2 separate regions of the Homo sapiens genome follow, and region 1 is linked to region 2. The links are chromatin loops, found by intact Hi-C in ENCODE. Cell type or tissue: HepG2. All regions are shown on one strand. Links, peaks and the distances in the headings refer to the core of each region. The heading gives the core; the rest is flanking DNA. Region 1 overlaps CLUL1 (clusterin like 1). Region 2 overlaps ENOSF1 (enolase superfamily member 1).

Region 1 (2,805 bases), core at 101-2,600, 79 kb before region 2:
AACCTCCGCCTCCTGGGTTCAAGCGATTCTCCTGCTTCAGCCTCTGAAGTGGCTGGGATTACAGGCACCCACCATCATGACCAGCTAATTTTTGTATTTCTAGCAGAGACAGGGTTTTACTATGTTGGCCAGGCTGTTCTCAAACTCCTGACATCAGGTGATCCACCCGCCTCAGCCTCCCAAAATGCTGGAATTACAGGTGTGAGCCACTGCACCCTGCCGAAAAACAACCACTTTAAGATGTAAGATTCAGCCAGGTGAGGTGGCTCATGCCTGCAATCCCAGCACTTTGGGAGGTCAACCTGGGCAGATCACTTGAGGCCAGGAGTTCGAGATCAGCCTGGGCAAAATGGTGAAACTCCGTCTCTACTAAACATACAAAAATTAGCCCGGCATGGTGGCACGCACCTGTACTCCCAGCTACTGGGGAGGCTGAGGCAGGAGAATCTCTTAAACCTGGGAGATGGAGGTTGCAGTGAGCTGAGATTGCACCACTGCACTCCAGCCTGGGCGACACAGCCAGACTCTGTCTCAAAAAAAAAAAAAAAAAAAAAAAAAGATGTAAGATTCCAAAATTGTTCTACAAAGTCCAAGGACACACACACACTCCTGTCTGGGTCAAAATGTATATTGGCAAGCTGGGGCCCTGGCAGTTTTCTTACGTGGATCATACCAAATGCTACGTGGCTTAGCAGCCAAACTTTACAATGAGGACAACTGACAAATCCTAGCCAGGCAGAGAAGATGTGGAAGATTGTCAGTGCCCAGGTGATTCTTTGGGCTTAATACTCCAGGAAAGGGTCATTTCCATTAGCTCTGAGGCTGTCTTCTTATGGCCAGATCCACTATACTCACTTCATTCCCCTGCACGATATCTCGGCATGGAGGGGGCTGGGGTTCAGAAGTCCACACTTGCAGGGAAGCCAGAGGTTTGGGCAGGGGCACAGGAAGAAAGGTCTGTTGCACCATGGTGCTGACCCGTGAGGCACTCCAGGGGCAGGGCTGAGGCTCGCAGGGACAGGTGCCACTGCTGCTGGGCTCCTCACCACCCAGAGCAGGACTTGGCCAAGTACAGCAAGCACCACAAGGGGGAGCACTGGGAATATAAACAAGAAGAACAAAGCTTGTTTATATTCCCATTTATATTTATTTAATATTACATTATATATAAATATATTTATTATATTACATTCTAATTGCAGAGATGCCATCCTGCGTCTCGGCAATTACAATGTAACTCAACGGGAACATTTAACTTGACATACAAGAATTGTACTTTCTTGCAATGTTTAAGGATATACAACAATTAAAGACAGCATAAATGAAAGAATTAAAATGTACCAGCTTTATAAACTGTAAAGCCCACTTTCCCCATGCACCAGTGGATGAGAATTGAAGACAGACTTACCGGTAAATAGGTAAATCACAGTTGTTCCCAGATCGGGATGGCATCTTCATTGTCAGGTCACCCACACCTAGAGTAATGTCTGTCACATAGCAAACACTCAGTAAATACTTATTGAACAAATGAATGAACAGATGAATAAGATTTACAGTCTTCAATAGGAATCAATCAGTGCTCTTTTCTTAAACTAAACAGAAAGCTTTGGGGGAGATCTGACAGCTGCGAGGCACCTGAAGGAGAAAGAATGAAAAAGCAGTTTAGAATGTATACATTTCAAAGGGTGAAATCAACTAAGGTGCACATAGATTATGAAATGGAAATTGGACTTTTGTTTCTACTTTTAACTAGGAGGCCCTGAAACTTCTGAATGAAGTTCAAGAACATCTGGAGGAAGAAGAAAGGCTATGCCGGGAGTCTTTGGCAGATTCCTGGGGTGAATGCAGGTCTTGCCTGGAAAATAACTGCATGAGAATTTATACAACCTGCCAACCTAGCTGGTCCTCTGTGAAAAATAAGGTAAGAGAAAAAGAGAGCTCAAGATTTCACAGTTCTTGAGGCACCTATTTCAGCTTACTTTTTTATTAATTTATGTTAATATTTAGAACGGAGATGCCTGATCTGATAGGGGCCTTTTGCTTTCTAGAATCTAATACTAATGTTTACATACCATCACCTGTGTATACGCAATTTATAAGGTAGAGCACCCATTCAGTGGTCACTGAATGCATCTCTTAAAATATCCTGGCTTTCTGCCTTGTATTTGTTATTTGTGAACATGTTCCCACTAGATAGTAAGCTCTTTGAGGGCAGGGATCATATCTTATTTGTCTTCACTTATGCATTGGTGGCATCCAGTAAATGTTTACCAAATTGCATTTGGAATCATAGCATTGCAGTCTCTGATTTCAATCCACATTAATTTTTCCTTCTGGAGGCCAAATATTTAAAGATACTCTCTGCCTCCCAAATCTTACCTTCAACATGCTTGCCTCCTTATGCATAACACACACACACACACACACACACACACACACACACACACACCCCTTCATGTCCCCTTTTGCCCTACCCATGTATGTAGGACTGGCATGTTTTCTTTTTTGTACCCTTTGGTTATCTTCTGAGCAGAGGGATCACAGAGGGTGGTGACCTGAATAGGATGAGCTCTGCCCCACTAACGGCTCCAATTAAGCTAGATTTTTCTCCCCCTTCAAGAAGTGAGCTGAATACAAAATTGAGTGGAATTTCACGCTCCATATTAGAGCACATACTAATTAGGGTATGCTCCTGGCTTGGCAATGCCGTACTCAATTACAAAGGGAGCAACTACTAAGATAATGAATGCGCCAAGTTAATTTGCCTCCACTATTAATTGCATCTGCTCTATTTTTAGAGCTACT
Region 2 (2,805 bases), core at 78-2,577:
AGAGCGAGACTCCATCTCAAAAAAAAAAAAAAATTAGCTGGCGTGATAGTGGGCACCTGTAATCCCAGCTACTCGGGAGGCTGAGGCAGGAGAATTGCTTGAACCTAGGAGGCAGAGGTTGCAGTGAGCCGAGATCACACCACTGCACTCCAGCCTGGGCAACAGAGTGGGACTCTATCTCAAAAATAAATAAATACATAGATAAATAAATAAATAAATAAATAAAAACAGAAACAGGCCAGGCATGGTGGCTTATAGCTTATGCCTGCAATCCCGTCACTTTGGGAGGCTGAGGCAGGCGGATTGCTTGAGCTCAGGAGTTCAAGACCAGTCTGGGCAAAATGATGAAATCCTGTCTCTACAAAAAATACAAAAATCAGCCCAGCATGGTGGCAGGCACCTATAGTCCCAGCTACCTGGGAGGCTGAGGCAGGAGAATCGCTTGAACCTGGGAGGTTGTTGTTGCAGTGAGCAGAGATTGTGCTACTGCACTCCAGCCTGGGCAACAAGAGCGAAACTACATCTCAAAAAAAAAAAAAAAAAAAAAACCCAGGTCAGGTGTGGTGGCTTACATCTGCAATCCTACCACTTTGGGAGGCCAAAGTGGGTGGATCACCTGAGGTCAGGAGTTTGAGACCAGCCTGGCCAACATATAGTGAAACCCTGTCTCTCCTAAAAATACAAAAATTAGCTGGGCATGGTGGCACACATCTGTAGTCCCAGCTACTTGGGAAACTGAGGCAGGAGAATCGTTTGAACCTTGGAGGTGGAGGCTGCAGTGAGCCAAGAATGTGCCACTCCACTCCAGCCTGGGCAACAGAGCGAGACTCTGTCTCTCAAAAAAAAGAAACATTAGCTAGGCATGGTGGCTTGTGCCTGTGGGCCCAGCTACTCGGGAAGGTGAGGTGGGACAATCATTTGAGTCTGGAAGGTCAAGGCTGTATGAGCCGTGATTGCACCACTGCACTCCAGCCTGGGTGACAGAGCAAGACCTTATCTCAAATAAATTAATAAATAATAAAAACTTTAAAAACATAAAAAAAGGATAAAAATGAATATTAATTAAGTAAATTTAATAAAGTCATGATTTAAAAAAATACCCAACCAAAAACTACATTGGTATATTCTATACATTTGAAAAACAACCCTCCCTCTCTGTCTCACACACAAGCACTCTCTTCACAGTAACCCTATTTTTTTAAATCATAAACAGATGATTAGGTAAGTAAGCAGAAGAACCAGGATGAGCTAATGGAATTTTTCATCTTTAGTGTGAGTGCTGTGTAACACATTTAGTGAGACTGCAGTGAGTCACCTGAAATATGTAGCAAGGTTAAAGTTAAAATGGGTTCTGTCATGTTGTGGTCTGAAAAAGGAGGAAGCCAAAACCCTTAGCACAAAAGAGTCATTAATTAAAGTCATGGAGAGATGGAAGTTGATTTATCCGTGCCTGAGACATCCACCAAGACAGCGGTGTGGGGCTGGGAATGGAGGAGGAGAGGGGAAGTGAAGGCCCTAAACACTGAGCTCAGCACCCATCCCAGAAGGGCTTCTTATCTATCTTAGTGCCCAGGGCCCCTCCACGTGTGCCCAAGTCAGCAAAGTTTAAAGTCTGGGCTGTTAACAGAGAGTGGGTCCAATGGCCTAACATTATCTTGTAAGCTCGCTGAGTTTTATGCAACCTTTGGGGGCTGTGCTGTAGGGTTTGCAGTATGGAGAAAGGCAGCGGCTTCATAAAGTACTCAACTTACAAACAAGGGACAATTAGAGTTGCAGAAGAAGCAGAAACAGCTCACAGCTCTGTCTTAGTAAGTGGTTACTACTCTGGGGAAAACTTTAACAGTAAATTGTTTACTTAATGGAGAAAAGCGGGACTGACTCACAGCATGGTCTTTCTCTGCCTGGCAAATTCCTGTTTGCTCTTCGAGACTCACCTCAAAGCATTACTTCTGCTCTGAAGCCTTCCCTGAGCCTTTTGGACAGAGTGAAGTTACCCCCTGAGATGGTTTAGACATTCTGCACAAATTTCATGTTGAAGTGTAATCCGCAGTGTTGGAGGTGGGGCCTGGTGGGAGGTGATTATTAGATCTTGGAGGTGGATTTCTCCTGAATGGTTTAGCACTATCCCATTGGTACTGTCTTTGAGATAGTGAGTGAGTTCTCGTGAGATCTGGTGACTTAAAAGTGTGTAGCACCTCCCCATTCCCTTTCTCTTGATCCTTTCGACATAGGACGTGCCTGCTCCCCCTTCACCTTCTACCATGATTGTAAGTGTCCTGAAGCCTCCCTAGAAGCTGAGTAGCTGGCATCATGCTTTCTGTAAAACCTGCAGAACCATGAGGCAATTAAACCTCTTTTTCTTTATAAATTATCCAGTCTCTCGTACTCCTTTATAGCAATGCAAAAATAGCCTGGCTCAGAGTGGTGGTTCATGCCTATAATCTTAGCACTTTGAGAGGCCAAGGTGGGCAGATCATTTGAAGTCAGGAGACCGGCCTGACCAAACATGGTGAAACCTCATCTTTACTAAAAATATAAAAACTAGCCGGGCGTGGTGGTGTGTGCCTGTAATCCCAGCTACTCGGGAGGCTGAGGCATAAGAATTGCTTGAACCCGGGAGGTGGAGGTTGTAGTGAGCGAGATTGCGCCACTGCACTCCAGGCTGGGCAACAGAGCAAGACTCTTGTTTCCAAAAAGAAAAGAAAAAAAAAAAAAAAAAGAACAGCCTAATATATCCTCTCTCTGTAAAACTTGTACATAGTTTTAAAAAACAGTAATTCTCAGACTGCACTATGATCATTTCTT

What was found. Hi-C counts contacts between places; a loop is a spot of excess contacts. Peaks named below come from ENCODE experiments on the same cell type or tissue, not always from the same donor. Only the 100,000 strongest peaks of a DNase experiment are listed, where the experiment ranks them.
Region 1: it touches region 2 in a loop (2.6-fold over the local background); 23 of 110 quality-filtered maps call a loop at or near these places.

The regions. Positions count from the first base shown.
Region 1 is chr18:623,112-625,916 of GRCh38, forward strand. CLUL1 (clusterin like 1) reads left to right here. Exons shown (of 10, transcript NM_001393344.1): 5 at 1,754-1,921. It overlaps LOC105371952 (a long non-coding RNA gene), which reads right to left. Exons shown (of 7, transcript XR_935082.4): 6 at 1,409-1,635; 7 at 1-1,096. Among named protein-coding and RNA genes, the nearest start is that of CLUL1, 28 kb to the left of the region's middle. In HepG2, for the core only: a CTCF peak has its summit at 1,079 (motif pointing right); a DNase peak (open chromatin) is centred at 1,070.
Region 2 is chr18:701,739-704,543 of GRCh38, forward strand. All of the region lies in intron 2 of ENOSF1 (enolase superfamily member 1), which reads right to left. Among named protein-coding and RNA genes, the nearest start is that of ENOSF1, 9.5 kb to the right of the region's middle. In HepG2, for the core only: no CTCF peak of the experiment used is centred there; DNase peaks (open chromatin) are centred at 933, 1,293 and 1,793; H3K4me3 peaks cover 608 bases.